Regions from separate parts of the Homo sapiens genome. Here regions 2, 3, 4 and 5 are each linked to region 1. The links are chromatin loops, found by intact Hi-C in ENCODE. Cell type or tissue: PC-3. All regions are shown on one strand. Links, peaks and the distances in the headings refer to the core of each region. The heading gives the core; the rest is flanking DNA.

The links. A loop is a pair of places that touch in the nucleus more often than their neighbours do. Peaks named below come from ENCODE experiments on the same cell type or tissue, not always from the same donor. Only the 100,000 strongest peaks of a DNase experiment are listed, where the experiment ranks them.
Region 2: it touches region 1 in a loop (2.2-fold over the local background); 3 of 110 quality-filtered maps call a loop at or near these places.
Region 3: it touches region 1 in a loop (3-fold over the local background); 3 of 110 quality-filtered maps call a loop at or near these places.
Region 4: a loop joins it to region 1, with 2.4 times the contacts of the local background. A loop is called at or near these places in 4 of 110 quality-filtered maps.
Region 5: a loop joins it to region 1, with 2.8 times the contacts of the local background. A loop is called at or near these places in 2 of 110 quality-filtered maps.

The regions. Positions count from the first base shown.
Region 1 is chr12:67,708,222-67,714,634 of GRCh38, reverse strand. It overlaps LINC02421 (long intergenic non-protein coding RNA 2421), which reads left to right. Exons shown (of 5, transcript NR_110063.1): 5 at 3,950-5,588. Among named protein-coding and RNA genes, the nearest start is that of LINC02421, 18 kb to the left of the region's middle. In PC-3, for the core only: no CTCF peak of the experiment used is centred there; a DNase peak (open chromatin) is centred at 3,884; H3K27ac peaks cover 318 bases.
Region 2 is chr12:67,906,779-67,913,191 of GRCh38, reverse strand. No RefSeq gene overlaps it. Among named protein-coding and RNA genes, the nearest start is that of LINC01479, 19 kb to the left of the region's middle. In PC-3, for the core only: no CTCF peak of the experiment used is centred there; DNase peaks (open chromatin) are centred at 2,521, 2,641, 3,771 and 3,911; H3K4me3 peaks cover 293 bases; H3K27ac peaks cover 3,323 bases.
Region 3 is chr12:67,763,609-67,770,021 of GRCh38, reverse strand. No RefSeq gene overlaps it. Among named protein-coding and RNA genes, the nearest start is that of LINC02421, 37 kb to the right of the region's middle. RefSeq lists an enhancer at 2,266-2,989. In PC-3, for the core only: no CTCF peak of the experiment used is centred there; a DNase peak (open chromatin) is centred at 3,481; H3K27ac peaks cover 1,336 bases.
Region 4 is chr12:67,808,847-67,815,259 of GRCh38, reverse strand. No RefSeq gene overlaps it. Among named protein-coding and RNA genes, the nearest start is that of LINC02421, 83 kb to the right of the region's middle. In PC-3, for the core only: no CTCF peak of the experiment used is centred there; DNase peaks (open chromatin) are centred at 1,609 and 3,629; H3K27ac peaks cover 2,100 bases.
Region 5 is chr12:67,428,159-67,434,571 of GRCh38, reverse strand. All of the region lies in intron 3 of LOC105369812 (a long non-coding RNA gene), which reads right to left. Among named protein-coding and RNA genes, the nearest start is that of LINC02420, 11 kb to the left of the region's middle. In PC-3, for the core only: a CTCF peak has its summit at 3,749; no DNase peak of the experiment used is centred there.

The sequences.
Region 1 (6,413 bases), core at 866-5,865:
ACGAAAGGAGGTGGCAAGTGTGGTGGACACCAGCCAGGTATAATATGCAGAGGCTGGAGGAGGTTGTGTCTCATTTGCACAGGGCTCAGGGGATTGGTTTGACCAGGCATGTCATTCACGTGGCCCTGGAAAGAGCTGGCCCTCCCACCCTAGCCTTTTAATATGCAAATGCAGGGCACCATGATGTTCTACACACGTGGGGATATGTGGGGGCGGTCATGTTGCCAGGAACACGTGTGCCAAGGGCAAGAAGGCTGCGGGAATCACCATGTTGGGTAGACCCAGTTTCTAAGGGTCTGCTTAGATTTTCCTTTACTATACTAGAGATGTTAATCCAAAAGCAGCATGTTTCATTTAAAAGTGCATCACTAGACCCAAAAAGAAGTCCTAGCAGACTCAGTGATAGTAAAACTTTCATGCTTCCTTTTTGTCCATAACTATTATCCCTGCTATAAAGATAATAAGCAAAATACAACAGCAATGGAAACTTTGTCTAATATCTCAGTTAGAAGGTGCTACTGTGTATAACCCTATTGCAAATAGTAGAAGGAGTATAGCAATTCCCACAAGAGTGGTGTAGTAGATAATTTCCATGTAAAGTTTTATTTGCCAGATACAGAATTTCCCGTTGGTGGTTTATGAAGCCTTGGTTTTATTTTCCCAAACAAAGAAACCTCCGGGTTATTGGTACCCTACTTACTTTTATTACCGAGCAGAATTTGCAGGATAATTGCCCAAAACTAGTATATTGGTCCAGATTTTTACATTACCCATCCCTTTTTCTTTCTTCCAAGCTGCAGGAGATTACCACTTGATTCACAGGAATAAGCAGGGTTAATCTAAAATGTAGGCAAAAAAGCTTAAAAACAATTAATGAGACTAGGATTTAATGACAAATGCATGATAAGCTTTGGAGCGAAATTTTTCTCTCCAGTCCTCATTTTTGGTAAAAACTAATTATGAATGAACTTTAGTCTTATACTTGGCTTGATTATTTGCATGAAGTGCAGCAAGAATGGTTATTTCCACATAGGCCTTTTGGATTGGCTTTGATGAAACTCTGTTCCATCAGGCAATCTCAGATAAGACCTTTAAAGCCGAGCCCATCCATGGGTTTGTATCCTCAAATACCCATGAGTTGGGTGATCCTCTCCGCTTGAGGTCCCAAGATAAATTCCGAGCTTCCACACCAGTCTGATGATTGAATTTCCTTTCCCGGCCAACACACCAAAATGATAAGGCTCTGATAAGTGGAGGAACACCAGGGTTCTTGGTCCTCATGTCAAATTAGAAAAAATGACACGGACACACGTGGAGTGGTTTTAAGGAGTGGAGAGTTTAATAGGCAAGAAGGAAGGGAGAAGACGGAAGAAGCTCCCTCGTACAGAGACAGAAGGAGCAGGGGGCTCCAAAGGCGAAAGAGGAGGTACCTCCTTGCTGTTTTTGTTTAAACACAGATTATAGTCCCAGAGAATATACTATACAAATGACATAAACTAGAGGACTTAAATGCACACTTTTACACTAGGTTAGCACTGAGCTTTCTTTTTTTTTTTTTTTTGAGATGGAGTTTCACTCTGTTGTCCAGGCTGGAGTGCAATGGTGCGATCTCAGCTCACTGCAACCTCTGCCTCCCAGGTTCAAGCAATTCTCCTGCCTTAGCCTCCCAAGTAGCTGGGATTACAAGCACGTGCCACCAAGCATGGCTAATTTGTGTGTGTGTGTGTGTGTGTGTGTGTGTGTTTATTTTTAGTAGAGATGGGGTTTCACTATGTTGGCGAGGCTGGTCTCAGACTCCTAATCTCAAGTGATCTGCCCGCCTCGGCCTCTCAAAGTTCTGGGATTACAGGCATGAGCCACCGCTCCTGGCACTGAGCTTTCTCTTTGCTGTTTTCCTTTAAAATGTCTGCACAATGGGTAGTGTAAGGAATAGCTCTAAACTGGGGGAATTTTGCAGGAAATTATCTTTACCAGACCTACATAATTAGATACTAGAATGGTGATTGCAAAGCTGAAAGCAGTTGATTTAGGTACCTTACTTTAATCGTAATCGCAAATATTCTGCTACATTATAGTTGATAAGTTTAATAAATAAATGGTTAATGTTTATCTGCACCCATCTTCTGTAATGTCATATACAAATTTTTTGTTGATAAAAATTAAATCTACATTAGAGCATAAACTATATATTTTTGCTACCTTTTAGTTTAAGCCAAAAGTTCTAAAATACAGAGACATAACTACAAAGTAGTTTTGAGACTAATTTCCAATCTTCCCCAACAATTTTGTTTTCTTCATCATCTTTTCTATCTATTTATCTATCATCTATTTTTTTAAGGCTCTTCCATTCCACATATATAGTGAAAGCCTAGCTAGGCAAGATTCCTTTTGGTTGACTGAATCTTCCCCACCAGCATTCCCTCACCCCATAAGATGTTCCTGGTCCCTCCAGAGGCAAGCTTCTTACAGTTCTCAGGCTCAGATGGCCCTGTCCCCCAAAGCTCTACCTCCTCAACTTTTCTCCTGAGGATTGAGTCTCTCTCCTTTCCCCATGCAAGCTCTCCACGGAGGAAAGTCTTGGTTTCTCTTTGATGACTTGGCCTTCCTATAAAAATTGTAGAGAAGCTGATTAATAACAGCATGAGGGGACTTTAATTAATTCACTTTCTCCCACCAGGCATTAGACATATGCAGGCTGTGCTACAGCTAAACTTTAAATAACCAAGAAATGTCAAAAGAGAGATGTGGCATCCACATTCCCAAGATGATATGGTGCAGGAACAAGCATTTGGCTGGGTTTTAGGAACCTTGTGTTCCATCCTCCCTTCTTCTGCCACAAACACACTGATGGCATGAGGTGGGTCCCACTGATAATGTGCATGGCACATTCTTTACAAAGCATCTTCAGATCCATAAGGAAATCCCATCTTCTGCCTGAGCTTTATTTTGTCCCACATCCACTCCCCCACACCATCCCACACACCATCATTATCCCAATTCCTCCAGCTTGCCATCACTCTAAGCAGAAGATAATATTTTAAATTAATCTTCCGAGGCAGGCGGATCACTTGAGGTCAGGAGTTCGAGACCAGCCTGGCCAACATGTTGAAACCCGGTCTCTACTAAAAATAAAAAAAAAAAAATAGACGGGCATGGTGGCAGGCGCCTGTAATCCCAGCTACTCGGAAGGCTGAGGCAGGAGAATCACTTGAACACGGGAGGTCGGGAGGTGGAGGTTGCGGTCAGCAGAGATCATGCCATTGCACTCCAGCCTGGGCAACAAGAGTGAGACTCCATCTCAAAAAAAAAAGGAACTACAACTTATAACTACAACTTATATAGCACCTACTACATGCTACCTATAGCAGTATTTAAAGTTACCTCCTTTAACACAGTGTTCTAGAGAGGTGGGCATCATCAACCCCATTTCACAGGTAAGACCTGGAGCTTACATTTGTTGTTTTAAGTCACAAATCCACTTCAAGGTGGAGCCTGAATTTGAGCCTATCTGTCCATGCTGTCTACACTACACTCTCTAAGCAGCAAATGTCACTCTGGTTTTATTTTCCACACTGTGATTTGGTCCTTCCTTTCACATTCTTGCCTACATAATTATTCTGTCTTCTTTAAACTGCCACTCTCGTCTCCAAAAGAGAAATCACTTTTTAAACTTAAAGTAACATAGAGCAAACACTACCATTTTGAAACGGGAGCACCTCTCCCTGGCTCCCACAGCACACCCTGAATCTGGTCTATGCTGGGTTTGTCTGGAGAACTAGAGGCCGGGCAAAGATTGTGGACAGCTGTGCCTTTATGAGGGTCAAAGTCTGCCTCCTAGGACTGTGAACAGAAAGGAGGAAGTTTACCCATGGCCATATGCTGACTACACAGTGTCCTCCTTCCCTCCTCTCATTCTGAGTCACCAGGGAGTCCCGTCTGTTTTTCACAGGTTCCAGCTGAGGCACCCAACAGCAATGATGTTTTGTGAAAATAGTGTGTGATTTGGATGCAAATGATCCTGGGTTCAAGACTTGCTTCTGTAAAGAAGAGAATACCACACTCTCCTCTCCCAGTCATGTGGGGAGTTAATCGAAACCCACGGAAAGTGCATTGCATAAGGTGGGTGTCTGATAAATGCCCACACCTTTGGCTTCTCCTCTACTGATAACTCTTTTTCCCTCATCTTCCTGATGTAAAAGGTGAGTGGGAGCCTTTATGCCTTTCCCTGAAAGTAGAAGCCAGCCTCACCCCAGCCTGTGAGGCTGCTGAACCAGCCTCTTGCCCTTTCCTGCGTTTCTCAGGGCTTCCACCCTCCCCTCAGGCCCTTTCACCTCTCCATGTCATCTCTTTATTCAGTTCTCCACCAAGCCTTCCCCGCTACCTTCAGGAAGCTTTGCAAACTGGCACGAAACCCTAAATTCACAGTATAGAGTCTGGAATGCACTCCCCACTGCTTGGTGATCCGTCATACCATACTGTTTTCTGCTTATCTTTCTCTAAGACAACCTGTACCCTCAATCTGGTGCCACTTAACATGGCAATAAGAGTGTAGTAAGTAGGGCCACTTCACATGGTCTCATTTATGTAGATGCTTGTTCTTTCAAGCTTGTCACCCCCAATTCAGTATCTACTATAGATACATTGACAGGGCTTGGAAATTGACCAGAGTATGGTCTTCCGTGCCTTCAAATTGCTGTGTGGGGCTTCTGAGAAGACAAACTTTGGAAATTGCCCCTCTTTTGCAGAGGATTCAGCGGAACTCAGGAATATGCCAGTACCCACCTACCCTGTGATAGCCAGCCTCTAAAATAGTCTCCAGCGATTTCTGGCTTCCAATACTCACACTCTAATATGGTCCCCTCCCACACTGTATCAGGGTTGGTGTGTAACCAGTAGAGTGCAGGAGGAGTGGTAGATACCACTCTGGAAGAGAGATTATGGATGTCATTTGGTCCTGTCTTGCTTTCCCTTGGATCACTTGCTCTGGTGGAAGCCAGTGGCCAGTCTCATGGACAGTTGGGCAGCCCAGTGGACGACCTAACAGTTCGACTGCCACTTCATGGAAGACCCTGAGCCAGAACAAGTTAGTTAAGCTGCTCCCAGATTCCTGACCCTCAGAAACAGTGTGAAAGACAAATACCAGACTGACACATTTTTGGCAAGTTTTTGTGCAGCTATAGATAACTAACACAAACTTTCTATTCCAAATTGCCACTATTTACCTCCCCCTGCAGAAATGTCCACCACTTACAAAGGTATAGCTGAAGCCCATCTAAGGTGAGCCAACTTTACTTATAATTGAAAACAAATTATATGTACTTTAAAAGTATTTGAGCACCATTTTATTGCCAAACAATACACCCAACAAAGTCAAACAACCTAACTTCCCTTAACAAGAATATCAGGTTTGTCTATATTATGATTGGAAACAAACATAAATTATATTTGTTTTCCTAGACAGTCTAAGGTTTCAATGGGTTGCTGTAAAAGAATTTGAAGAAAGCTGCACCAACTGGTGTTTTGAAATTCAAATACCCTTAGTTTAAGCCACAATAAATGAAATAAAACCAGTACATGAAATAAAACCATCACCCTATAAGATTGTTTTTATCATCCAAAGAGAACGCCTCTCACAATAGATTGATGTCATGTACATGACGTAGTTCACACATTCCACTGTCTTCTCTTGACTATTCACAGTGTGCTTGGCACTTGTGTTACCGATAGAAAGAAATATTTCCTTCAGAAATTCAGAATCAAGATCATTTAGAGGGAAAATAGTAGTAATCCCAATCACCAAGTCACTATTTTGCATTCTGCTTTACCTAGAAACTATTATATATTATATACTTTAAAATAGTTCATATACATAAAGTATTGTAACCAGAAATATTAATTTATAACTATTTGCTCCATGGAGATCCTCAAAGCAAAAGATTAGGAATGAAGCAAATTTCAAGGAATTTAAAATCAGGGATTTTATTCTAAGTTAGAAAGAAATGGCAGCCATCACTGGTTCCCTAATCTGTAAGGCCCAGTCCAAAATGAAAACACAAGCCCCTTCTTCAAAAATTATTAAGAATATTAAGAGGACAGCTAGAGCATTAAACTAAGCCCTGGGCCTCTGAGCATGGGAACCTATGAGATTGCACAGGTCATATGCCCATGAAGCTGGCCCTGGGGGCAGGATACATTTTGTAGCTTCTTGAAGAGGTCTCTCCAGAGGTAGGTGCTAGAAGCAAAGGACAGGTAGGACCAGAAAGCATCAGTGTATGGTTACTGAGTGACACAGATAATCCTTTATTTATTTAACAGTAACTAATATTTCTATTGTACTTTATAGTTTACAAAGCTCTTCTGCCAGATCCAGTATCTCATGTATTGAAGCAACAATTCTATGAGATATTCATGTC
Region 2 (6,413 bases), core at 484-5,483, 200 kb before region 1:
ATAGAAGCTAGCATAAGCTTGTCAGGGCTAAGCTTCTTGTCACTGTGTGTGTATTGGGGGGAGGTGCTAGGGCCCCATTCCATCACACTATCTTCTTGGAGTAACTTGACAGAGATGTTGCACTAGATGATTAATTAATTGATAATTAACAGTTTTGGGGTGGCTTCATTGTGCCATGAGGTTGGGGGCTGAGAGTATGACTGAGATCAGTCCCCTCCCTGAACTTACTATCTAGTGGGGAATATGGACAGGCACAGCAGCAACTGTAATCGAATGTGATGGGCATTCAGGGGCAATGGGAGCACCTGGTGGGGGTCTGGCAGGACTTGATTCATTGGCAGAGGGAGTAGGGAAGCTTCCTGGAGAAAGAAACATCTACATTGAAACTTGAATGATGACTGGGAGTTATCCAGGAAAAAAGGCTGGGAGGTGTGTTCTAGACAGGGATGCAGCAACACAATAGCACCAAAATGAGAGAGTTATTCAAAACCTGCATGTAGTCAAGGTGACTAGAACAAAGGGAGTAAGGAGAGAAAGTAGCATGAGACGGGATGCAGATCATAAAGGACTTATAAGCCATGTTGTAGTGCACAAAGTTCACTGACATATTTTCAAAAGCAAGAGCACAATACCTTCAGTTGGGTGCCCTACTACCCCCCAAAACCCTATAAACCAGCAACAATGTCATTGTCCTTAGGTCAAGACAGAGATATCACACAGAATCTATCCCTTTATTCATATATTATCCTACTTAATTTATATTTTACCCAACTTTTGATTCATATATATATATATATATATATATATATTTATTTATCTGGGTAGAATGTACATATTTTTCAGTCATCCCGAGATTTAAACCATTTCATTTCTATCATATGCTTAATTCTCCTTTTTTTCTGAGAAACTCTTTTAAAACCCGTGTGCCATGGAATATTAGTTCTAAGAGAGGTTATTACCAAAAAGGGAGGAGGGGGAATCCTGGGTCAAATGTATCTACTTCTTGGAGAATAACAACACACATCAGGCTCTGGGAAATCTTGCAGAAAATAAATGTATTTTAATTATTTGGACTACTGTTTCTTAAGTGTATTTTACTATAGAATTTATCCACATAACCTTGTTGTTGTCTTATGTTGTACATCATGCGGTCCATCTATCAGTGTCCCTAGAACAGTAAGAGTACTGTTGAGTGATGCCCTCTGGCATCTCTCCCTTCACTTCTCTGCCATTGTCTTCTTTTGGTCCATTATGTTGTGCATGATTCCTGAAATCTCGTTTTCCTTCCTTGGTCTCTGCTCTCCAATTGAAAGTACATCATGCTACAGGGGTAACTATTTGTTAAGATATAGTTTATTTGAGTACCTTGCTTATCAGAGAGGATGGTCGTAGGGCAGGGTGGTGGGGCAAACATTTCATTTGGCAGAAATCAAAGGAAGCAGATATTTGGAAAGGAGAGAGTAGAAGGTATGTTCAGAAGGCAATATGTAGACAATCTGGCTGGATATACGAAATAAGGCAAACAGGTAGCCCATCCTATCTGTGTACCTTAGGCATTTTCTAATGTGTTGGGAAATGATACTTTCATTTCTCCCACCAGAACATTAAAACTTGAAGCCTGAAAAGAGTTCTGTAACGATGGCCCTAAACATTTTCTAAAGGGAGAGAAGGAGCTGTTCATTCGCTGCCACGCTGCTATCACAGAGAGGCCTGCTGCATTTGCGTTGTTTGCCAAGAATGAGAGGCTGGCTCCAGGATCCCACTTCTAACTTGGCCAGCGTGCACTCTTTTCTCTTACTATGAATACTCACTTGAGAACCTTGCAGCTATTTTAGGTACTTTGTATAAGGTGGCCTTCTTGGATGACACTGGGGCTTCTTGTATTGTTGAAATTAGCTGGTGGTGGCAACTTTCAGGATGAAAAGTCTGCTAGTAATTAAATTCCGATGAATAGTTAAGAATAGAAGTATCCCAGGAGAGCAAAGCTCTGCAGAGGGTAACTGTGCACTGGCATTGCAAATGTGACCTGTCACACATTGGTTTCGCAGGCACTTTCAGTCTCCATGACTGCCACGGAGCACAAATGCATTGGCATCGCGGGATAATATCAGTGTTGTTGAACGTTGTAGAAAGTAATGGCCTCCCATTAGCAGAGAAATCCTTAGGCAATCGAAAATCGTTTATCAACACACACATCGAAGCCAATAGGAGACATTTATTTCCAAGGTGGGAAATGTTTATTCTGTGTCATTCTCCCCAGACAAAGCCCTTACTTGCCTAATACTTAATGACAAATGATGCAGCTGCTCTTCCTCTATTGGACACATGTACAAAACAGGAAGAGAGGAGCAGTTGCTACATATGCCATACATAATCCCTATCCCAATTGGCTCAGAGCACGCCTTTCTTTTTTATGTGTCATAGACGACATGGGAAAGTAATTTTAAAAATGAATCCCTGCACTGCTATAAATAAGTTCAGTTGTCTCCAGAGGCCAAGTGTAGGTTTCAATGAAAAAAAAAAAAAAAAAAAAAAACTATCACCACTTTATATGTGTGTTAGTAAAAGGGATGGCATTTGAATATGATTGCTGAGAGATTTGGAATTCCAGAAAAGTGAGGCATTTCTGAGTAATACATGAATAAGAGGTAAAGAACCTACCAGCTCGTTACTTAATGCTCTTTAATAATACCACAATATGGAAGATTCACATTCTCTATTTCCCATTATCTGGATGACTTGGATAATTCAAATAAGATCCACAGACTGGGAAACCAGTGAGGACTAAACAAGTTGTCATTGTCCTTCCCACGTGGGCCCTCGATATGCCCCTAGGTTCCAGCCAACGTTCTAATGGCTTTCTCACTGTGAATGAATATTTCTTCGTTGCCATTATTTCTGGCTTTCCTAAGGTGGGGCACATACATTAAAAAAAAAAAAAAAAAAAAAAAACCTATAACTCATGTAACAGGTTTTTATTAAATCAGCCCCGTTACATTGTAGTTTCAACAACTGGTTTCCTATCTTGTGTGTCTGTGCTGGGGTTCCTGTGTTGGTTTGCTGGCCATTAGTGAATTCTTTGGGACTGGGATTCATTTTTGCCCTCCTGCTCGTTTTAGAGATAGGTAAGCTCCATACCACTCCCAAACCCAAATCCTGATACACAACCTCCTGCTGAATCTCTTGACACTGACTATTAGAACTTCTTTCTGTGGTCTAATACTTTGGGTCTCCTCTTACTTTCTCTTCCAACCATATAGGGCTTCCCAATCTCTGAGTCAGGCTCTCTCTATCTGACCCTCTCTACTATCTATCAAGGCTGTTTCAGAGGCCATGAGTTTAAGACACAAATGCTGCTTTTGTTTCAGTTGTTCTCCCTAAACATTGTTTTAGCTTTAGCTATCACCTTACTCCTTCCAATATTCATTTGCTCTTTCAAAAACACTTATGGTTTCTATGTTGTACGAGGCACTGGAACTGGTAGAAAGAAAAAGAAGGCATAGTTCTTTCTTTAACAAGCTCACAGTCTAACATAAAACACTGTATATAATATCTCACGTTTAAGTAAGACTTTAAAGTTCACAAAGAATTTTCACATCTATTTGTTGACTATTGTGCTTTAAGCTATTCATTAATTGATTTTCCATATTCAGGACCACAACTATTCCAAAGGAGTCATGAAACTAGCTTTCCCATGATGTAAGTCAGATGCATACCAGAGAGAAACCTTATAAAAGTAATGAATGTGGGAAAGCCTTCAACCAGAATCATTGCCTTTTCCAGCGTGCACGAATTCATACAGGAGAGAAATGCCACAAATGTTTTGTTGCCTAAGCAAACTGGTTTCTTGACCTGCATTAGTTGGTGAATTTTCTATTTAATGAGGCCTCAATTCAGGACCATTTGAGGTTTTAATGCAGATTCAGCTCTTTTAAATTGAGAGAATGTGCAGTTTATGCTTTGAAATATGATTTATATAGGTGGTTTAGCACAGTCACGGTTGTTTAGCCTGCACAAATTCCAATGAGATTACATCATTTTATTTTTTATTATGTTTTTGCACATTTTGGTGAAGAGTGACACTTTGGCGAATATCCACTGCCATTGGATGAGGCATAGCTGTGCCACTGGAAAGTATGAAAACACCTAAAGCATTCTGCTGTCCATTTGGTCAACTGAGTGACATACTTTGGAGAATTTCAAGAAAAAGTTGTCAGCGATATCAAGAGCCAAATCCAGAAAGGGGTCATGGTAATATCACTTTGTGGAGCTACCTTTTTTAACTCAATACTTCAGGCTCTTTATTTACTTTTAGGTAATTTGCTAGTAATTACAGGGTAAGTTGCCTGGGTGCGGGTGTGCACCAGGTATACAACCTGGAACTCAATAAGTGGATGGAAAAACTGAAACAAGGAAACTGAGAGCAAAACAGCTGCTGTGTCATGGCAATCGGGGGATACTCAGACCCCTCAAGACAACTTTAAAGATGATTTTTCAGCTAGAAAAATATAACTGGCTCCTGAATAGATACATGCATAAGAGCAACCTGTGTTGTCAGTCATAATCATAAATCATCTTATTGTTCTGACACCTATGTTAAAGTTTGAAATTTGGGAATCAACCAGTAAATTATTGCAGAATTCTATCTCTTGCTTTACAATTCTGTCTTAAAGGCTGGAGTTAGAAAATGCTCATGAAATAGCCTACATTGTAACTAACACCTTAAAAGAAGGGGCATTCTGGAAAATTATAAACTCTGCTGAAAGAATTAGAAACTCAGATATTGAAGGCTAACATTCACTGAAATTTCCATGTGAAAATGTTATCTCAGTAAAAAGTGAAGCTGTTTCAAACCAATGTGTTGAGCTGTAATAATAGCGGCAGAGTGCTCTGCCTAATTGCATACAAAGATTCTCTGCCAGAATATATACCTGATTGCACACAGCATTTTCCTAGGCGCTATTTCCTTTTTCCTGGTATCTTATTACAATCTTAAGGGAAAAGGGGGAGTTAAGAAAACTAACACTTAGTGATCAGCTAATTTATCCTAGCTCTTGAAATTTGTTAAAATATGTTGTCTCCTTTAATCCCTCCAGAGATGTGTCATGTGACTACTATTATTCCCCTTTTATATATTATAGAGTTGGAGCTTAGCGAGTTTAAATAACTTGCATAAGGCCACACAGTTCACCACCAAAGCCCAAGCCCATGCCTCTGAACTTCTGCCATCTAGTGTACGTGGTGTTTTCAATGTGGAGACACTGAAGTCAACGTGGTAGACTAAATGAACACTTGCTGCCCTCATGCAACTTACATTCTTTTGGAGAAGACAGACAATAAATGAGTGAACAAATAAATAAAATGGCTTAAACAGTGATGTGTGCCCTGAAGAAAATGAAACAGAATAATATGTAAGGGAACACTGCAGTGGGGGAAATATTAAACAGTAAAATCAAGAAGTGATAGCAAAAATGTTGACCTTCAATCTGAGAACTAAATAGAAGGAGTGAGGCATTCAAAGAACAGAGGGAAAAAAATTTAGCTGAGGAACTAACCAGGCTACAGGCCATGAGGCAGAAAACAATTTCATTTGTTTTAAAACATAAAGATAAGTGCAAAAATTCTATTTTAAAAAACTCAGTACGTTGAATTCAGCAGGACATTTAAAATAAATCAACATTAATTCTTGCAAAGATGCTCCAACATTAGCAAATCTATGAAGGCAATTCAGTGAATTAAATGAAGAAAACCAGGTAATTATACCAAGAAAGCTGAAAAAAAAAAAAAAGAGAATTCAAACAAATATAAAACCCATTTATAGGAGAGAGGAAAATAAAAGCCTTTTAAGAACTAGAAATATAAGAAAAATTCCTTGGTTTAATATAGAGTGGCTATAGCAAACATCTTTAGAAACCATCATACTTATGAGGAAATATTAGATTCAGTTTTATCTAAAACAGCAATATTAACTCTCATGATATTCAACACTATCCCGATGGCCCTCACCAACAAAATAGGGCAACAGAAATGAGGTTTAATTAATGGAAAGAAAAAAAGAATTGGCAGATGATAGGATCATCTACCTTGAAAATCTAAGACAACTAGCTTAAATTCTATTACAGCTTTAAGAAGTTCATCAAATAGCCAGCATCCACAATCAATATACAAAAAAAAGCTTTTCCACCCACCAGTGATAATCATTAGAATATATATTTTTAATATACCTGTTGTCCATTTGCATGTCTTCTTTTGAAAGATGTCTATTCAGGTCCTTTGCCCATTTTTAAATTGGGTTATTTGTTTTCTATTGAGTTGAGTTCTTTATATATTTTGGATATTAACCCCTTATCGGATTTATGGTTTACAAATACAGTATATTTACCCATGCTGTAGGTTGTCTCTTCACTCTCTTG
Region 3 (6,413 bases), core at 621-5,620, 56 kb before region 1:
TGAAAATCAGACTGTTCAACTCACCTGGCAGCCACTCCCAGAGCCCCTGGAACTCTGGCCCAAGGCTCTCTGACTGACTCCTTCCCAGATCTTCTCGGCTTAGCGGCTGAAGACTGACACTGCCCGATCGCCTCGGAAGCCCCCTGGACCATCACGGACGCCGAGCTTCGGGTAACTCTCACAGTGGAAGGTAAGCCCGTCCCCTTCTTAATCAATACGGAGGCTACCCACTCCACATTACCTTCTTTTCAAGGGCCTGTTTCCCTTGCCTCCATAACTGTTGTGGGTATTGACGGCCAGGCTTCTAAACCTCTTAAAGCTCCCCAACTCTGGTGCCAACTTAGACAATACTCTTTTAAGCACTCCTTTTTAGTTATCCCCACCTGCCCAGTTCCCTTATTAGGCTGAGACACTTTAACTAAATTATCTGCTTTCCTGACTATTCCTGGACCACAGCTATATCTCATTGCCGCCCTTCTTCCCAATCCAAAGCCTCCTTTGTGTCCTCCTCTTGTATCCCCCGACCTTAACCCACAAGTATAAGATACCTCTACTCCCTCCTTGGTGACCGATCATGCACCCCTTACCATCTCATTAAAACCTAATCACCCTTACCCCACTCAACGCCAATATCCCATCCCGCAGCACGCTTTAAAAAGATTAAAGTCTGTTATCACTCGCCTGCTACAGCATGGCCTTTTAAAGCCTATAAACTCTCCTTACAATTCCCCCATTTTACCTGTCCTAAAACCAGACAAGCCTTACAAGTTAGTTCAGGATCTCTGCCTTATCAACCAAATTGTTTTGCCTATCCACCCCGTGGTGCCAAACCCATATACTCTCCTATCCTCAATACCTGCCTCTACAACCCATTATTCTGTTCTAGATCTGAAACATGCTTTCTTTACTATTCCTTTGCACCCTTAATCCCAGCCTCTCTTCGCTTTCACTTGGACTGACCCTGACACCCATCAAGCTCAGCAAATTACCTAGGCTGTACTGCCACAAAGCTTCACAGGCAGCCCCCATTACTTCAATCAAGCCCAAATTTCTTCCTCATCTGTTACCTATCTCGGCATAATTCTCATAAAAACACACGTGCTCTCCCTGCCAATCGTGTCCGACTGATCTCTCAAACCCCAGCACCTTCTACAAAACAACAACTCCTTTCCTTCCTAGGCATGGTTAGCGCGGTCAGAATTCTTACACAAGAGCCAGGACCACACCCTGTAGCCTTTCTGTCCAAACAACTTGACCTTACTGTTTTAGCCTAGCTCTCATGTTTGCGTGCAGTGGCTGCTGCTGCTTTAATACTTTTAGAGGCCCTCAAAATCACAAACTATGCTCAACTCACTCTTTACAGTTCTCATAACTTCCAAAATCTGTTTTCTTCCTCACACCTGACGCATATACTTTCTGCTTCCTGGCTCCTTCAGCTATACTCACTCTTTGTTGAGTCTCCCACAATTACCATTGTTCCTGGCCCGGACTTCAATCAATCCAGCCTCCCATATTATTCCTGATACCACACCTGACCCCCATGACTGTATGTCTCTGATCCACCTGACATTCACCCCATTTCCCCAAATTTCCTTCTTTCCTGTTCCTCACCCAGATCACACTTGATTTATTGATGGCGGTTCCACCAGGCCTAATCGCCACACACCAGCAAAGGCAGGTTATGCTATAGTACAAGCCACTAGCCCACCTCTTAGAACCTCTCAACAACATGCCCGAGTCAGGAAACTAAAATACCTCTTAATCTAAATAGACACTTTCACTGAATAAGTAAAGGCCTTTCCTACAGGGTCTGAGAAGGCCACCGCAGTCATTTCTTCCCTTCTGTCAGACATAATTCCTCAATTTAGCCTTCCCACCTCAATATAGTCTGATAACAGACGAGCCTTTATTAGTCAAATCAGCCAAGCAGTTTTTCAGGCTCTTAGTATTCAGTGAAACCTTTATATCCCTTATGGTCCTCCGTCTTCAAGAAAAGTAGAATGGACTAAAGGTCTTTTAAAAACACACCTCACCAAGCTCAGCCACCAATTTAAAAAGGACTGGACAATAGTTTTACCAGTTTCCCTTCTCAGAATACAGCCCATTTAAGCTCCTGTATAGACGCTCCTTTTTATTAGGCCCCAGTCTCATTCCAGACACCAGACGACCAACTTAGACTGTGCCCCCCACCAAAAAAAACTTGTCATCCCTACTATTTTCTGTCTAGTCATACTCCTATTCACCGTTCTCAACTACTCATACATGCCCTGCTCTTGTTTACACTGCCGGTTTACACTGTTTTTCCAAGCCATCACAGCTGATATCTCCTGGTGCTATCCCCAAACTGCCACTCTTAACTCTTGAAGTAAATAAATAATCTTTGCTGGCAGGACTATGCCGAATCTCCTTAAGCACTCTCTAATCAGACATCCTGAGTCGTCCCAATTCTTAGACCTTTTATACCTGTTTTTCTCCTTCTGTTATTCCATTTAGTTTTTACAATTCATACAAAACCGTATCCAGGCCATCACCAATCATTCTATACGACAAATGTTTCTTCTAACATCCCCACAATATCACCCCTTACCACAAGACCTGCCTCCAGCTTAATCTCTCCCACTCTAGGTTCCCACACCGCCCCTAATCCCGCTTGAAGCAGCCCTGAGAAACATCGCCCATTCTCTCTCCATACCATCCCCCAAAATTTTCCCAACACTTTACCATTATTTTGTTTTATTTTTCTTATTAATATAAGAAGGCAGGAATGTCAGGCCTCTGAGCCCAAGCCAAGCCATCGCATCCCCTGTGACTTGCACATATATGCCCAGATGGCCTGAAGTAACTGAAGAATCACAAAAGAAGTGAATATGCCCTGCCCCGCCTTAACTGATGACATTCCACCAAAAAAGAAGTGTAAATGGCCGGTCCTTGCCTTAACTGATGACATTACCTTGTGAAAGTCCTTTTCCTGGCTCATCCTGGCTCAAAAAGCACCCCCACTGGGCACCTTGCGACCCCCACTCCTGCCCGCCAGAGAACAAACCCCCTTTGACTGTAATTTTCCTTTACCTACCCAAATCCTATAAAACAGCCCCACCCTTATCTCCCTTCTCTGACTCTTTTTTCAGACTCAGCCCGCCTGCACCCAGGTGAAATAAACAGCCATGTTGCTCACACAAAGCCTGTTTGGTGGTCTCTTCACACGGACGCGCATGACAACCCCACCACCCCAAGGACAGGGACTGTAAACTCCCAACGGGGTAACCTTGCCTGCTGCCTAGATGGAGCTGATTTATCAAGATAGGGGAATTGCAACAGAGAAAGACTTTAATTCATGCAGAGCCAGCTGTATGGGAGACAGGAGTTTTATCATTCCTCAAATCAGGATAATTTAGTAGGTAGGGGGTCAGAAAGTGGGGATTGCTGATTCATCAGGTCAGAGATGAAATCATAGGAAGTCGAAGCTGTCCTCTTGCTCTGAGTCAGTTCCTGGTTGGAGTCCACAAGACCAGATGAGCTAGTTTATAGATCTAGGTGGTGCCAGCTGATCCATCGAGTGCAGGTTCTGCAAAATATCTCAAGCACTGTTCTTAGGTTTTACAATAGTGATGCTATCCCTAGGAGCAATTTGGGAGGTTGAGAATCTTGCAGCCTCCAGCTACATGACTCCTAAATCATAATTTCTAATCTTGTAGCTAATTTGTTAGTCCTAAAAAGGCAGTCTAGTCCCCAGGCAGGAAGGGGGTTTGTTTTGAGAAAGGGTTGTGATTGTCTTTGTTTCCACGCTAAACTATAAACTAAGCTACTCCCAAAGTTAGTTCAGCCTACACCCAGGTATGAACAAGGACAGCTCAGAGGTTAGAAGCAAGATGGAGTCGGTTAGGTCAGATCTTTGTCACTGTAATTATTGTCTCAGTTATAATTTTTGCAAAGGCAGTTTCAGGACCAGTCTATATTTCAGAGTGCTGATCAGAGGCTAAAGGTTCTGGAAGAAATAATAAGGAAGCAGCAGCCAGCAGTTAGGCAATGAATTTCCCTAATAACTCACTCAAGTGTTAGAGTGAAATACTAAAATCCTCTTCCTTCCTCTGGAGAAAAGAGAAATCTCTGTGCCGGCTTCCCAATAAGAGGACTGTTAGAACTGGTGAGTTCCTTTCTGAGACAGAGTGATGTATAATAAAATGAAGTTAAGTTTCAAGATACTGTTGCTCAGTGCACAGATTTTTGCTGCTGCTTCTCAGCGTTTCACGGGTGTCCATAATTTGGTAGAGGGGTTATATGAATGGAAGATGGAAAGGGTAAGGATTTTTGTAAAGAGCATCAAGTATTTATTCCCTCAAGGGTTCAAATGTGGGTGCTCTTGAAGGTGGGTCTGGTCCCACTCCTCACTGCAGGCCAACAAGGCTGTGATTATTTGCCTTCTGAAGTCCTGTGTTAGAAAAATGGTTTTCTACATTTTTATCAAGGCCAGAATCCCAAGAAGCACATTAGAGGTAATTCTAAATTAGAAGTGGCAGTGGTAGGGCTTATTTGTAACAAAAAGCATGACCTAAACTGCTGGATATCATCCTATTCCTAATGAAAAATGGTTGGGCACATGCAGTGAATTTCTCTGCTATCCAGCCCCGCCCAGGTTTGTGTCTGTTCCACTTACTACTGCCTCTCTTGGGTGGCCAAGGACCCCACCTTTTGTCCCACTCAAAAACCAGGGTGGTTTTTGAGCGGGACAGGTAGATGGGAGCTCTGCGGAGTCTCAGGTTGCAGACAGGTGTTCTTCTGCTGAGGGCTGAACCCCAGGCAGCTGTGGAAGAAAGCCTCCGTCCTGGCACAGGTGAGAACTGCCTCAAAGTCTCTTTGCTTGGGTAATGAAAAAAGAAAGAAAGACGGCCACCTGCAGCTTTGGCTTGGCTTCCATGTGGCTCTTGGCCACTGGCCATGCTCTGTCACCTCTGCATTCTTTTCTCCCCTCCTAGTAACCCAGATCTGGCCCTTCAAGGGCACCTCCCACCTAAGTCTTTCTGTTTTCCAAGAGGTAGGGTGGGCAAGATCTTCTACCCTACTTCCCCCCTCCCCCATAACACACACGGTTTTCTTCTTCACCTTTGTTGTTGCATAAATTCACAAGTGGGACACTTAGTTCCTCTCAAAGCCTTTACTTTTAATCCGAATGGACCCTACAAGTAAATAAAGAAACAAACCTGTAATTAGCCATTTATTTCCCTTATAGTTTTAGATACAGCAATCCCAATTCTTCTTGTATCAATGTGGAAGCCTCTAGCAACTACAAAGAGTATCAGGAAATATGAGGAAGGAAGAAAAGCATAGAAATTAATAGATCTCGTCTTGTACTATCTAATAGACACTATTACAAAAGGAAAAAATGGCATGCAATTGGCAGAAAACAAACACCAAGAGGCAGTTAACAGCATTACTTCAGGCTGGACGTGGTGGCTTACTCCTGTAATCCTAGCACTTTGGGAGACCTAGGCAGGAGGATCCCTTGAGTCCAGGAGTTCAAGTTTGCAGTGATCTATGATTTTGTACCATCACACTCCAGCCTGGGTGACTGTGTGAGACTCTGTCTCTTAAAAAATAAAACATTTTTAAAAAGACTATTTATTTTCAATAAAGCATAGATAAAAAAAAAGCTTTGTCAAAACTTCTTTCAATACCCATATTTGTAGCTCAAATGAAAAATTTAAAAAGAGGTTAAGAGATACTTCCCTCAAGTTCTTTCGGTGGTTACAGTTAATGTCACTAAATCATAACCTCAAAGCTACAACCGAACTTTAGCCAGCCTTCCCTACCCCATACAGGGTTGGGGAACATATCTATAGCGAAGGTTGGTACTGCTTTGGAGCTTTGCATGTCAGGAGTACCAGATCCTTTAAAAAATGTGGACCATGAACCTAGCATGTTCATATTTGTAAATGGTTTATATTAAAAATTAATATTAACAAATAAGGTTTCTTTACTTCATTCAACAATTATATTTTGAGTTCTGCTCCATGTCGTTCTTTATTGTTAGCTGATAGAGATAATGTAATGACTAAAGAGTTCCTACTCATTGGAGCTCTTAGTGGAGGAAACAGATAAATAAAAAGTAAAAATAAATACTGATTTTCATCATTACTATGAAGGGAATAAATAGGGTGATATGATGAGTAAGAGAATACCTGCCACAGGGGCATTATTTTAGAAAGTACAGTCTGAAGAGAAAGACCTCTCTGAGAATAGTACATTTTGAGTTAAGACAGGCCTGGAAGTACAAAGGTCCTGACATAAGAGCCAGTTTAGGATTAGGACCAGAAGCAATATCAGTGCAGGGCTTGAGTCTTTGGCAAAACAAGGGGAAGGAGGAGAGAGATAAGGTTGGTCAGTAGGGAGAGACCAGACAAGGCCACAAAAAAGTT
Region 4 (6,413 bases), core at 834-5,833, 100 kb before region 1:
CAGTGTTTAATGACAAAATTATAACAGTGTCTTGTGACAATGTTGATAATACATTGTTGAGAGTGAATAATGACAATGTTGATAATGAAGGTAGATGTAGCATAAAGGATGAGGACAGGGTATGTATCTATAGGCTGGCAGGATTCTATATTTTATGTGAAATGCTGTAATATTAATTGTTATTTGGTCTGTGAAAATATTAAGATACATATTTTATCCATAGAACAGCCGAAAAGGCAAAGTATACCTAAAAAGCCAATGGGAACATTTTTAAAGTTTCTAAACATATTCAAATAATTTAAAAATACAGATAAAGAGTACTAATAGAATTTTAAAAGAGGAAATAAATATAAAATAAAGAATAAATGTTTTTATTGGTTGGGTGGGTAAAAACCACACCCAACCATTACTAGACCTAATATACCCAGTGAAATGCAGATGTTATCAGAATGTGAGGAAAAAAAACAAGACTCCAGTGTAGGCTGTTTTTAAGAGATACACTTTAAATATAAAGACAAAGTTTGAATGTAACTAGATGGAAAAACTATAGCATGCAAACAGTATAGATAAGAAGGATGGAAAGCCCATAATGGGATGGCTAGTATTAAAAAAAGCAGAGGCCAGGCATGGTAGCTCTTTACACCCATTAGGATGGCTGGTATAAAAAAAAGCAGAGGCCAGGCACAGTGGCTTATGCCTGTAATCCCAGCACTTTGAGAGGCAAGGCAAGTGGATTACTTGAGGTCAGGAGTTCAAGACCAGCCTGGCCAACATGGTGAAACCCCATCTCTACTAAAATACAAAACTTAGCCAGGCATGGTGGTGGGTGCCTGTAATCCCAGCTACTCAGGAGGCTGAGGTAGGAGACTTGCTTGGACCCAGGAGGTGGAGGTTGTAGTGAGCCAGGATTGTGCCACTGCACTCCAGCCTGGGCTACAGAGCAAGACTCAGTCTCAAAAAATAAAATAAAAATAAAATAAAATAAAAACTTTTAAAAAGGCAGAAAATACGTGTTGGTGAGGATGTGGAAAAACTGGAGCCCTTGTGCACCATCAGTAGGTGATATGGTTTGGGTTGTCCCCACCCAAATCTCACCTTGAATTGTAATAATTTCCACGTGTCAAGGGTGGGACCAGGTGGAGAAAATTGAATCATGGGGGTGGTTTCTCCCACAGTGTTCTCATTATAGTGAGTTCTCACGAGATCTGATGGTTTTATAAGGGGTTACCCCCTTTGTTCAGCACTCGTTCTCTCTCCTGCTACTTTGTGAAGAGGAGCCTTCCACCATGATTGTAAGTTTCCTGAGGCCTCTCCAGCCATGGGGAAATGTGAGTCAATTAAACCTCTTTTCTTTATAAGTTACCCAGTCTCGGGTATTTCTTCATAGCAGCATGAGAATGAACTAATACAGTAGGAATGTAAAATGGTGCAACTGTTATGGAAAACAGTACAGCAGTTCCTAAAAAAATTAAAAATAGAGTTACTATATGATCCAGCAATACTCATACTTCTAGGTGTATCACCAAAACAATTGAAAACAGAGTCTTGAAGAGATATTTATACATTCATATTCATAGCATTATTCATAACGGCCAAAAGGTGGAGGCCATCCAAATGCCCATTCACAGATGAATGGATAAACAAAATGCAGTATATACATACAACGAAATATTATCCGGCCTTTAAAAGAAAGGAAATGCTGACACATGCTACAAAATGAATGGAACTTGAAGACATTATGCTAAGTGAAATAATCCACTCCCAAAAGACAGCCAAATACTGTACAATTTCATTTACATGAGGTATCTAGTGCAGTCAAACTGATAGAAACAGAAGTAGAATGGTGGATGCCAGGGACTGGCAGGAGGGGGAAATGAGGAGGTGTTGTTTAATGGGTATAGTTTCAGTTTTGAAAGATGAAAAAGTTATAGATGTTGGTTATAAAACAATGTGAATATACTTAACTGTACACTTAAGAGTAGTTAAGATAATAAATTTTATGTGTATTTTACCACAATTAAAATTTTTTAAAAGGATGGAGTAGTTTTATTAACAGCAGATGAAATAGATTTTGTATTTTACAATTCCTTTATAAAAAGTTAGATGGACATTTCATACTGATAAAAGACAAAGCATCTGGAAAACCTAGCAATCACCAATGCATATGTGCCTAATAAAAAACTTCAAAATACAAGAAGCAAAAATTGACAGAGTTAAACAGAAAAATAGATAATACCACAATTATAGTTGAAGATTTTTATATCTCCCCCATGGCAATTAATAGAACACTCAAACAAAAATCAGAGAAGTTCTGAACAATACTTTCAGCAGTCTTGACCTAATTATTATACATAGAACACTATACCAAACAAGTGCAAAATTGCAAAATAAACTTTTTTCAAGAGTGCATGGTGAGTTCTTGAGGGTAGACTATATTCTGAGCCATAAAATAAGTCTCAATTGAAATCATAGGGAGTATGTTCTCTGAAGAAACTGCAACTAAATTAGAAATTAGTTGAATGTGTAAGAAAATTTTAAATATGTAAAAATTAAACAATACACTTCTAAATAATCTGTAAGTCAAAGAATAAACCACGAGGAAAATATTTTGAACTGAATGACAATGAAAAGACAACATAGTAAAATTTGTGGGAGGCAGCTACAACTGTGTTTAAGGGGAAATTAGAGCTTTTAATACTTATGAAAAATAAATATAGGACATACAGTCATGCACTGCATAACGATGTTTTGGCTAATGATGAACTGCGTATATGCCAGTAGTCCCATAAGATTATAATGAAGCTGAAAAATTGCTATCGCCTACATGTCTTGATGATCCTGACCTCGTATAGACCTAGGCTAATGTGTGTGTGTTTGTGACTTAGTTTTTAACCAAAAAGATTTTTTAAAGTTTATAAAGTAAAAAAGCTACATACAATAGCTAAAATTATTATTGAAAAAGAAAAGAGTTTTTAAAATAAATTTAGTGTAGCCTAAATGTGCAGTGTTTATAAAGTCTGCAGTAGTGTACAGTAATGCTGTAGGTCTTCACATTTACTCACCACCCACTCATTGACTCACCCAGAGCAATTTCCAGGTCTGTAAGCTCCATTCATGGTAACTGCCCTGTATAGGTGTGCAATTTTTATCTTTTAGACTGTAATTTCTTCACTGTGCCCTTTCTATATTTAGATACACAAATACTTACCATTGTATTACAATCACCTACCGTATTCAGTACAGTAACATGCTGTATGGGTTTGTAGCCTAGGAGCAATAGGCTATAACATATAATCTGGGTGTGTAGTAGGCTATACCATCTAGCTTTGTGTAAGTGCACTCTGTGATGTTCACACAATGAAGAAATGACATTTCCCAGCCTTACTTACTTTATCTTTCACAGGTATTTTCCCCAGTAAATCATTACTTGCAGTTTGTTGGGCCATTTGATGGGTTATAGTGAATGGAATATATAGAGAAATAATATAAGCCACTTTACAGCATGGCTGAGAAAGAAATTTCCATATGTAATCCTCCATTCTCATTGTCTTTCTCCTGTCTGGTGTTGGGTAATGCTAGGGTGACTAAAATCTCAATATAATGGAGCCACAAGATGGGAGTAGCCTGGATCATGAGTCACTGCTTGGAAGAGAGCTACTGCAGAGTCATCCAGTTAGAAACATCTACACTGGGTGTTAAGTAGCTAAGATTTGGAGGTTGCTTTTTATAGGAGCTTATGTCATGACTAAGGTAGTCAAATAAGAATTTTATTTGGACCCATATTATTCTTAAACAAGATTTTACAGACATCTGAAAATAAAGCTTTTAAGGCCTTAAGGTAGAATTTATGCCATTAAGTAGTGCTTAGTAAATATCATTATAACGTGTTCGCAAAAGAGTAACTGAAAGTTGCAAAGGAAGACATTTGAAAAAAGAACAGAAGACATGTACCAGGTCTCAGAGGAGACCTAGGATATAGTATGTGTGCAGTATCAGAGGTATACCTATGGAGTGGTTTTGAGCAAGTCTCTACTTTTCTCTTAGGGCCTGCATGTCTACATAGTCAGTGGAATTTTTGAACTCACTTGGATCTTTTAGTGAGCAGCTAAGGAGAAAACAAAGCTAAGACTGTAATTTAAGTGAATCCTGAGACTTCTGTAGATGGGAAAGCCAGAATCAATTATATGTAGCAGGGCAGGGGGATTCTCCTTGGAATACTGGGCACCTCTTCTCCCCATCAACATGCCATTTCTGATCTTTTTCTATTTTCAACTCCTGTTTTCCTCCATGAAAGCAGTCGTGTTTTGGCCATTAAAATCATGCTCTGTTTGTTGTTAAAGTAGCAGCCAAAGTGTAGCTCTATAGATATGGCTCCTAGCAAACAAAAAAACAGAGCAAACCAGTGAATGAATCTACTTATATTAGCAAAACAACCCAGGGCCAGCCATCTTAGGTATCATTACCCAAGGGATGACTTTCCTATGATACTGTAGAGGACATTTGATTCAACTCTATTTCATTTGATAGGGTCTTATGTATCATTACCCAAGGGATGACTTTCATATAATACTATAGAGGACATTTGTTTCAACTCTATTTCATTTGGTAGGATCTTAAAATAGAATGTGACAAAACAGGATAATGCAAAGCCAAAGTCGAATGGATATTAGAAATTACTGAGTCCGATCAGACCCATGGCTTGGTACCAATAGAGCCTCAAACAGAGGCATCACTCAATTCTCAAGAGTTTAACTGAAAAGGCAAATGCAGAGGACATCTCTTGGGGTGACCTTCCCATTGTCTGTGATTGTCTCTTATTGAGGAACAGCTCTGTGGCAGCCATGGAAATGTACTACTCACATCTCCTGCTATGAGGGATATCATTGATTGATGGCCCCAGCTGCTGCACTCTGAATCTACCACAATACTCATATCCAAGGCCATCTTTTCCCTGGGCTGCTCTTGGCCAATGACTGAGAATGGTAGGGATATTAAGGCAGGCTCATTCTAATGAGGTTGTAAGAATTTTCTGATAGGTGACTTTGGCTCAAGAATTTGAATTGGCTTGGCCAGAATTTCCTTAGTGCTGCAGTCTTAAGTTCTCAGGAAGCAATTCAAATCTGCTTCCTTTTCTCTCTCCCTCATAGGGGTGAGACTTGCATCATGGTATCTTCTGTTCCACTCTTTTATTTTTCATAGGTGTTTTATCCAGTAAATCATTTGCATGCCTAATGCCGTATTGGCATCTGCTTCTTAGAGGGCCCAAACTAATACCTGCTTACTTCTACAGGTGTGGTTCTAAGAATTGAGTCTGTGTTCTAGGATCCTGCCATAACTGCCATAAAAACAGACAACTGACCAAAATGGGACCATTGGATACTGAGTCCCAGGAATCTGAGGTGTGAACAACAGAGACACAAGTACTGGGGTCCATGGAGCTCAGTTATATTCAAGAGCTCCTTGAAGAAAAAGTCCATGGGCTTTGAATGTTGAGGTCCCTGAAGCTGCTTTCATACTTCTCCTCCTATAGTTTTGTTTTTAACTGTTCCTTTATATATTTGTGATTCTCCAGTTGCCTTCTGCTGAATTCCCCCTTTTTCTCCTTGTGTGTCAGCTAGCCAGAGTCAATTTCTGTTACTTACAACTGGGCAAATCTGATCTACTATAGTGAGGCATAGCCCAGAGTTTACCTACGTCTTTTGTGACCCTGCAAACTTTATCCAGATCCTTTCTTAATCCATTTATTTATCAGGCCTCTGGTGGCATCTCTGTGGTATTGAGTTTTGCCCTCTGCATGAAGTAGACTTTATTTTTAAATTGTGAAAAATCTTTATTTTTTGCAGGGTATGGAACATAAATCTAAAACTCCCGAAGTAAAGGTAAAAAGAAAACATGACTCACAAAAAGGACATTTTAATAGTTAGAAGTTATGAGAAAGGATTTGTCAAGCATCATTTGCTAAATCTCCCACATAAAAAGAAGGCACTCAGAAACTATAAAAGGAGAATCTTGTCCTACATTAGGCATCTAGTGAGGAAGGTCATAGAGTAAGATTACCTAAAGCAGTATATTAGTTTCTATCTGGATCTTAGAGAGCAGACTTTCCACATTGAATGTTGAATCACAAATCAAATAGAAAATGTCTTCAATATTAGAGGGGGAAAAAAACACAAATACTGCAAGGAGACACAAAATGAAGCAAAAGGAGAAGAAAATGTCTTAACAGTTTATCTTCATTGAAAACCCTTGGCCGGGCACGGTGGCTCACGCCTGTAATCCCAGGACTTTGGGAGGCCAAGACGGATGGATCACGAGGTCAGGAGATCGAGACCATCCTGGCTAACACGACGAAACCCCGTCTGTACTGAAAAATACAAAAAATTAGCCAGGCGTGATGGTGGGCGCCTGTAGTC
Region 5 (6,413 bases), core at 665-5,664, 280 kb after region 1:
TTAGGAGTTGGCTAATTGGTCTGCAAAAGAGCCTTATTCCTTTTCCTCCTGGCTTCCATCACATGTTCATTCATTTATTCCCGCATTAATTTATTGTGTAAACATTCATTGATAGGTTCCGTAGGTACACACATGAATAAAGAGTCCCTACTGTCCAGAAGCTCTACTCCAGTGAAAAGGAGCAGCCTTTGGGAGAGATGCAGGAAATGAGGCTGAAGGGTGTTTGAGAAAGGGCAGAATGGCCTCATATGCCACTCTGAGGAATTTGTGCTTGATTCTACTGGTCAGGTAAGGATTTCCCAGACTTTGGTATGGAAAACTGTATGGATCAGTTTTTTAAAAGAATTTAATTAAATATTCTTGGTATTGACAACTCATTTTTACTACATTATTTAAATATATACAAACATAAAGCATGTTAAAAAAAACTTCAGATGAATTAAATTTAACAGTGTTTAACTGAGCAATAAGCAATTTGTGAATCAGGCAGCCCTCGGAAGCAGAAGAGGTTCAGAGATCTCGGTCCACAAGGTTGGACAGGCAGCCTTATGGACAGGAAACAGAAGTGAGATACAGAAACAGCTTGATTGGTTACAGCTCAGTGGTTGCTTTATTTGCACATGGTCTGATCAGTTGGTAGCCTGTGATTGGCTGAGACTTTACTCCTAGTTAGGCTTTCAGTTTGTGTGTGTACTAAGTTAGGTTGTAGTTTGTTACCTAGGCACTCAAGGTAGGGAGGCATTCTCAGACCAAATTTAGTTTAACCATGGGGTATAACTTCCCAGTGTGTATACCTTATGCAATTATAAATCCAAAAGAATTATAATGTAAAACCAATTAAATGCAAATTAACAAAATTCATTTAATGCAACGAATATTACTGAAACAAAATGTCTGCTGCCTAGGAATGTGGTACTGACTGTAAGCATGTGGAATATTTTCAGTTCAGGTTGTCTCCGTGACGTGCTGAGCAATGACTCAGTAATGTCACTCCTCCCTAGTCATACTAGCTTGGAACCAACCATTCAAAGAGGCTGTGGTGATGTCACATGGCCAGCACTTCCCTTGTCTATATGTTTGGTTCTGGGGTAATTCTTTTTTTTTCTGTCACCCAGGCTGGAGTGCAGTGGAGCAATCTCAGCTCACTTCAACCTCCATCTCCTGGGTTCAAGCGATTCTTGTGCCTCAGCCTCCCGAGTAGCTGGGACTAGAGACACAAGCCACCATGCTCGGATAATTTTTATATTTTTAATAGAGACAGGTTTCACCATGTTGGCCAGGCTGGTCTCAAACTCCTGACCTCAGGTGATCCACCCACCTTGGCCTCCCAAAGTGCTGGGATTACAGGCATGAGCTACCATGCCCAGCCTGTCTTCAGGGTAATTTTAAATGCAAAGGCAGTTGTAAAGACAAATCAACTGGCAGCATTTAGTTATACAAACAGTCATCCAATGATCTAGAAGATGCATCTATTTAAATTTTAAACTGTCCTTGAAATTAAAGTATTTTTTTTTTAATTTCTGATGATACCTTCAGTCCCAAGAGTACATCACTGAAGCCCTTAGCATGCAGTTTGAGGAAATATTATGTAAGTGCTAGGGTCCTGCAACAGACAGATTTTGGGCAAGGAAGTGACATGATCAGATTTTCATATTAGAGCAATTACACAAGGGGCGGTATGATGGATAGAGTAAAGGAGAGAAAAACTCAGAGTAAGGAGGCCACTTGGGAGACAACTACAATAATTTAGGCAAAGGATGATGAATGATCTAAACAAAGTCAGTGTGAGTGATGAGGCATAAGAGAATAGACTAGAAACGTTGGTAAAAGGCAGAATCTGTAGAACTTAGGGACTGATTAAATGTGGCAGGTGAAGGAGAAGGGGTATTTCAACCTTAGGCAACACTATTAACCCTAGATGGGAATATAAGGAAAGCAAGTTTAATTTCAGATATGGTGACTTGGGGGTGGGGAAGCTGTGAACTATTGGGGTGAGGCCAGTCAAATACAGTGGGCTAGAACTGCAGAGAAAAAGCTTCTATGTGAGGCTAGCGTGCTAGCATGGCTGAGTAGACACCAGCCTACAGAGTGTAATTTCTAGGGCCAAGAAACTCTCATCACCCCTGCCCCCCCACCCCCACCAAATAAAATGTTTCTCCTACCTACAGGTCACTACTACTCCTATCATCTAACTTAATGCTCTGATACTTTTTTTCTTTTGGAGACAGAGTCTCTGTTGCCCAGGTTGGAGTGCAGGGGCACAAAATCATAGCTCACTGCAACCTCAAATTCCTGGACTCAAGTGATTCTCCTACCTCAGCCTCCCGAGTGGCTGGGACTACAGGTGTACACCACTCTGACCGGCTAATTTTTTTGTAAATTTTTGTTTTGCAGAGACGTGGTCTCTCTATATTGACCAGGCTAGTCATGAACTCCTGGCCTCAAGCAATCCTCCCACCTTAGCCTCCTGGAGTGCTGAGGTTTCAGGTGAGAGCCATATCAAAAGAGAGTGACACTTACCCTGGGATTGATGTTCTGGATCCAGAAATGCTCCGGTGGAAACAATGTGGAATTTGCACTCATTCAGATCATAATTTAGATTTCTGCCCTGACACTTACTAGGTATGAAATCCTAGCAAATCATTTATCCTCTCTATCTTGCTTGTAAAATGAGGTTTTAAAACCTTTATCAAAAGCTAGTTAGGAATGTTAAGTAATATAACACATTACAGTATCTAGCACAGTGCTTGCAACATCTTGGCCAACTAATCACGTTCATTCTCAAATATAATGGTTAAGTACATGGAAGAAACCAGACTTCCTGGGTTCAAATCATGTCTCTACAACCTTCTACATGACCTTACGTAAGTAAACTAACCTCTCTGTGTCATAAGGAGATAATGATATTCTGTAATGCATAGAGTTATTGGAGCAATTTGTGAGTCAATGCACATGAAACTCAGAATCGTTTGTCTTGCCCATGGTATGTGCTATCTAAGTGTTAGCTGCTATTGTTGTCATAATTACTCCTTCCTCCCTTCCAATGACTATGCTTCAGATTCTTTCCTGGTCATCGTTTTAATGGAAGGAGAGAAAGATCATGGCATGCTGGGCACCTAAGCCACTGAGTGTGAAACTCCATACGAGAGGGAAAAGGGGGAGTTTGATGGCCCTAAAGGCATTCTTTGACTGCTTCTTAATTTTGTCTAAGACAAATCAGGGTCTGCACTGCCTCAGGGAGGGAAACATAGAGTGACTGAAGTCCAAAGCCTTGTGATAAAATGGAAAGACTGTCATCGGATGTCTGGCCAAGAAGGCAGCTGTCCAGATGCAGGGACTGTGAGTTCTTATGAACTATGACAACACTCACTTTCAATGAACTTTATTTTTCACTTATCAGTGGTTAAATGCCAAAATTACATTGGATTTTGCACCAAACTGGGAAGGGAGGGGGAACAAAAAAACAGCTCAAACTGACTTGCATTTCCCGAGGGCTGAGTCCTGAGAAGTTACAGCTGGGGAAGCCGGATCAGGCGCATGGGCCAGTGAGCAAACACAGATTTTTCTGATATATTAAGCATTATTATGTCAAGTACCTGACCCTAATCAACCAAGGTCATGAACAAACTAGTCCTTTTAACATTTTTATGAAAGAAACTGCTGTGTGCTTTTCTCTCTGGACTCTCTCACTTGGAACACAGATGTGACCCGGCTCTTCCAAGACTTCCCTCACGGAGGCATTAGGCCGATGCCCTGAGCTGAGTTTTTGGTGATTTGCTGCCTCCACTAGGATCGGCGAAGAATATTTTAAAATAAATTTCAATTTGTTTGATCCTGAGAGGATGCAATGACTTTTAGCTCAAAGTGGGACAGAGAGGCCTATTAGAGATGGACACATAATTTTGAGGGGGTAAAAATTTTAGCTCATTAAACTTTTCCCAAATTAAAAAGCACAGAGAGGAGTGGAGTGGAAAGAGCTTCATCTTTGTGGTAAGATAGATTTTAGATCCAATTCCAGGTCTGTCCCCTGCACTGTTTGATTCAGGGCAAGTCACTTAACCCCCTGAGCTCACTGGCGTTAGCTATAAAATAATGACAGCACTACCTACCTCCTAGGCTGCCATAAAACCCATTACGATCTGACCCTGATGGTTTCTCTCCAGCCTCAACTGTAGCCTCTCCCTCCTGAACAGGCCTCCCTTTAAATACCACTTCCTCTAGGAAGTCTTCTTGGATATCACTTCTCCCAGTTAAAGTCTAGGTTGTGTACCCTCCTATGAGCCCAGAGCACCTGTGTGTATCCCATCAATAAACTTAGAAACCATCATGTTGATGTTCCAGATCACCCCTGGACTATAAACTGTTCAAAACAAGATCAGGCTCTTCTAATTGCAGGTGTCTCCAGAGCTTAATGCAAGGCCAGACACACATGAAGCCTTCTATATGCTTTTGTAAAATGAATGAAGACTGGTAAACATTGCTATTCTGTTGCTATTTATATGGTCCTCAGATGAAAGTTACTCCATACGAAGTCTGACATACTAAAGCATTCTCCAGGATGCTTTTCTGAGTTGCCATGCCTGATTCTTGATGTTGTTCTCACCACCAGACTACCCCCTTTATTCTTTATTCTAGACTCCACTTGCCCTTGAAGCTGAGACTACTGGCTTTCCTCACTGCCTACCTAAGACACCTCAGCCAGGATTCCAAACAAAGTTCAATGTCTGCACTCTCCTTGCCCTTGCAGATCTAGCAGGGCCCCCTCAATTCTGTCTCTGCCAAATCCCATTCAATAGGATACACAAAATTCACTCTGACTTGCTGTCTTTGAAAGCATGAAGGACGTGACAGTCTCATTGGTCTTTACTGAAGAAAGATCTAACCCAAGCATCCTCTTCTCCTACTGCCCAGGTATGGGTCAGATTCTTTAAGAATATATTGGGAAGGGGGAGATTTATTTCACATTACTTCTCTGAATTGGAACTTGCTCTGAGCACCCTGTTGTTCTCCTTTCTACTTCCGTAGGCCTCTCCTCCATTGATCACTATCCAGAACTCCCAGACAATCCCCTTAGATGGATACTTCTCCCTTTTCAAGGATTCAGACAAGAGGTTGATGTGGTACTGGCTATACTTCAATCAAGTGCCCAGACCCTTCATTCTCCATAGCATCACCACAGAGGAGCAAAAGGCATGGGTCTCGTCTGAACAACCAGGGTAACTCAAGGAGCCAACACCACATTTTCTTCTTATGGAACTTAAATCTGTACACATCACCTAAAGGAAAATTATCCAAAAAGGTAGACTTTCCTCATGGGGTTTCCATCATGGACACAAGCTTGTTCCTACACAGTGTCTCACATCTCCAAAACAATGTGTTCTTCCCACTCTGCAGAGTGGCAAAAACAAGATTTGATACCCAACTCACTACTCAGACTTGATCTTGACCTTGGAGCCATTCCTTCCCTAGGGGTACATTTCCTTAATTATGCATCATTCAGACTAAGGAAATTCAGAGGAGCTTCATCAGGAAGTCAGCAATGGGGGAACATCTCTATTCCTCAGTGCAGTCCAGCCTTATGGTAGAGGAGTGCAGTGGCCCAAAGAAGGAATTCTGAAATGAAGCAACCAGGACTTGAAGATGTCTTCTCCCAGCTTTGTGACCTCCTCATGTTACTTCCTGCACCTCAGTCTCCTTTTCTGTGATATGGTGATGATTATAGTGAGGCTTTAAAGAGTTAACACACATATAGAGCACACCTTAGCAAAGATGTGCTCCATAAATTTTATATATAGTTTTCCGCCAGTGTAGACATGGCTATTATTTTTCTGTTTATCTAGCAAATAATCGTTGAAGCAGATATATACACATTCACAGACACCTCCTGAGGGCAAACACTAATTTCCAGAGACAGTAAAATCTGGAAATATTTTTCTAAATGACTCATGAGGAAGTCTCAAAGTGCAGTCAACACAGCAAGCTCACTCCTGATGAACTTTCAACCTACACATTTTCATTAGGTGCAAATGGGATTTTCCTGCTCTCTCTGCATTTTGGCTGAAGCCCCTAAAGTGAAAACAATAAGTAGCAAGCACCTCTATCCCCAATCCTACAGAGACCTGCTGGATCCCAGGGCTCACTAGAAGGTGCCCAAACTGATCTTTCACCTCCAGAGTATGTAAAGGAAGACTTGAAAGTCCCCAAGAGAGCTCGTTGAAGGGAATGCCTGAGAATCGAGATCCCTTGGCTTTTCTCTCCCACTGGAGAACTTGACATGTGTCCTTGAAGACTTGAGGACATAGTTGAACAGAGACCACAGCCTGCCTCATGTTGAGACAATTTCTGAGGTCAGGAACCTGCCAAGAACTGCCAAGAGGGCAGGCGAGGACAGAGGCAGCAGGGGAAGCAGCCTT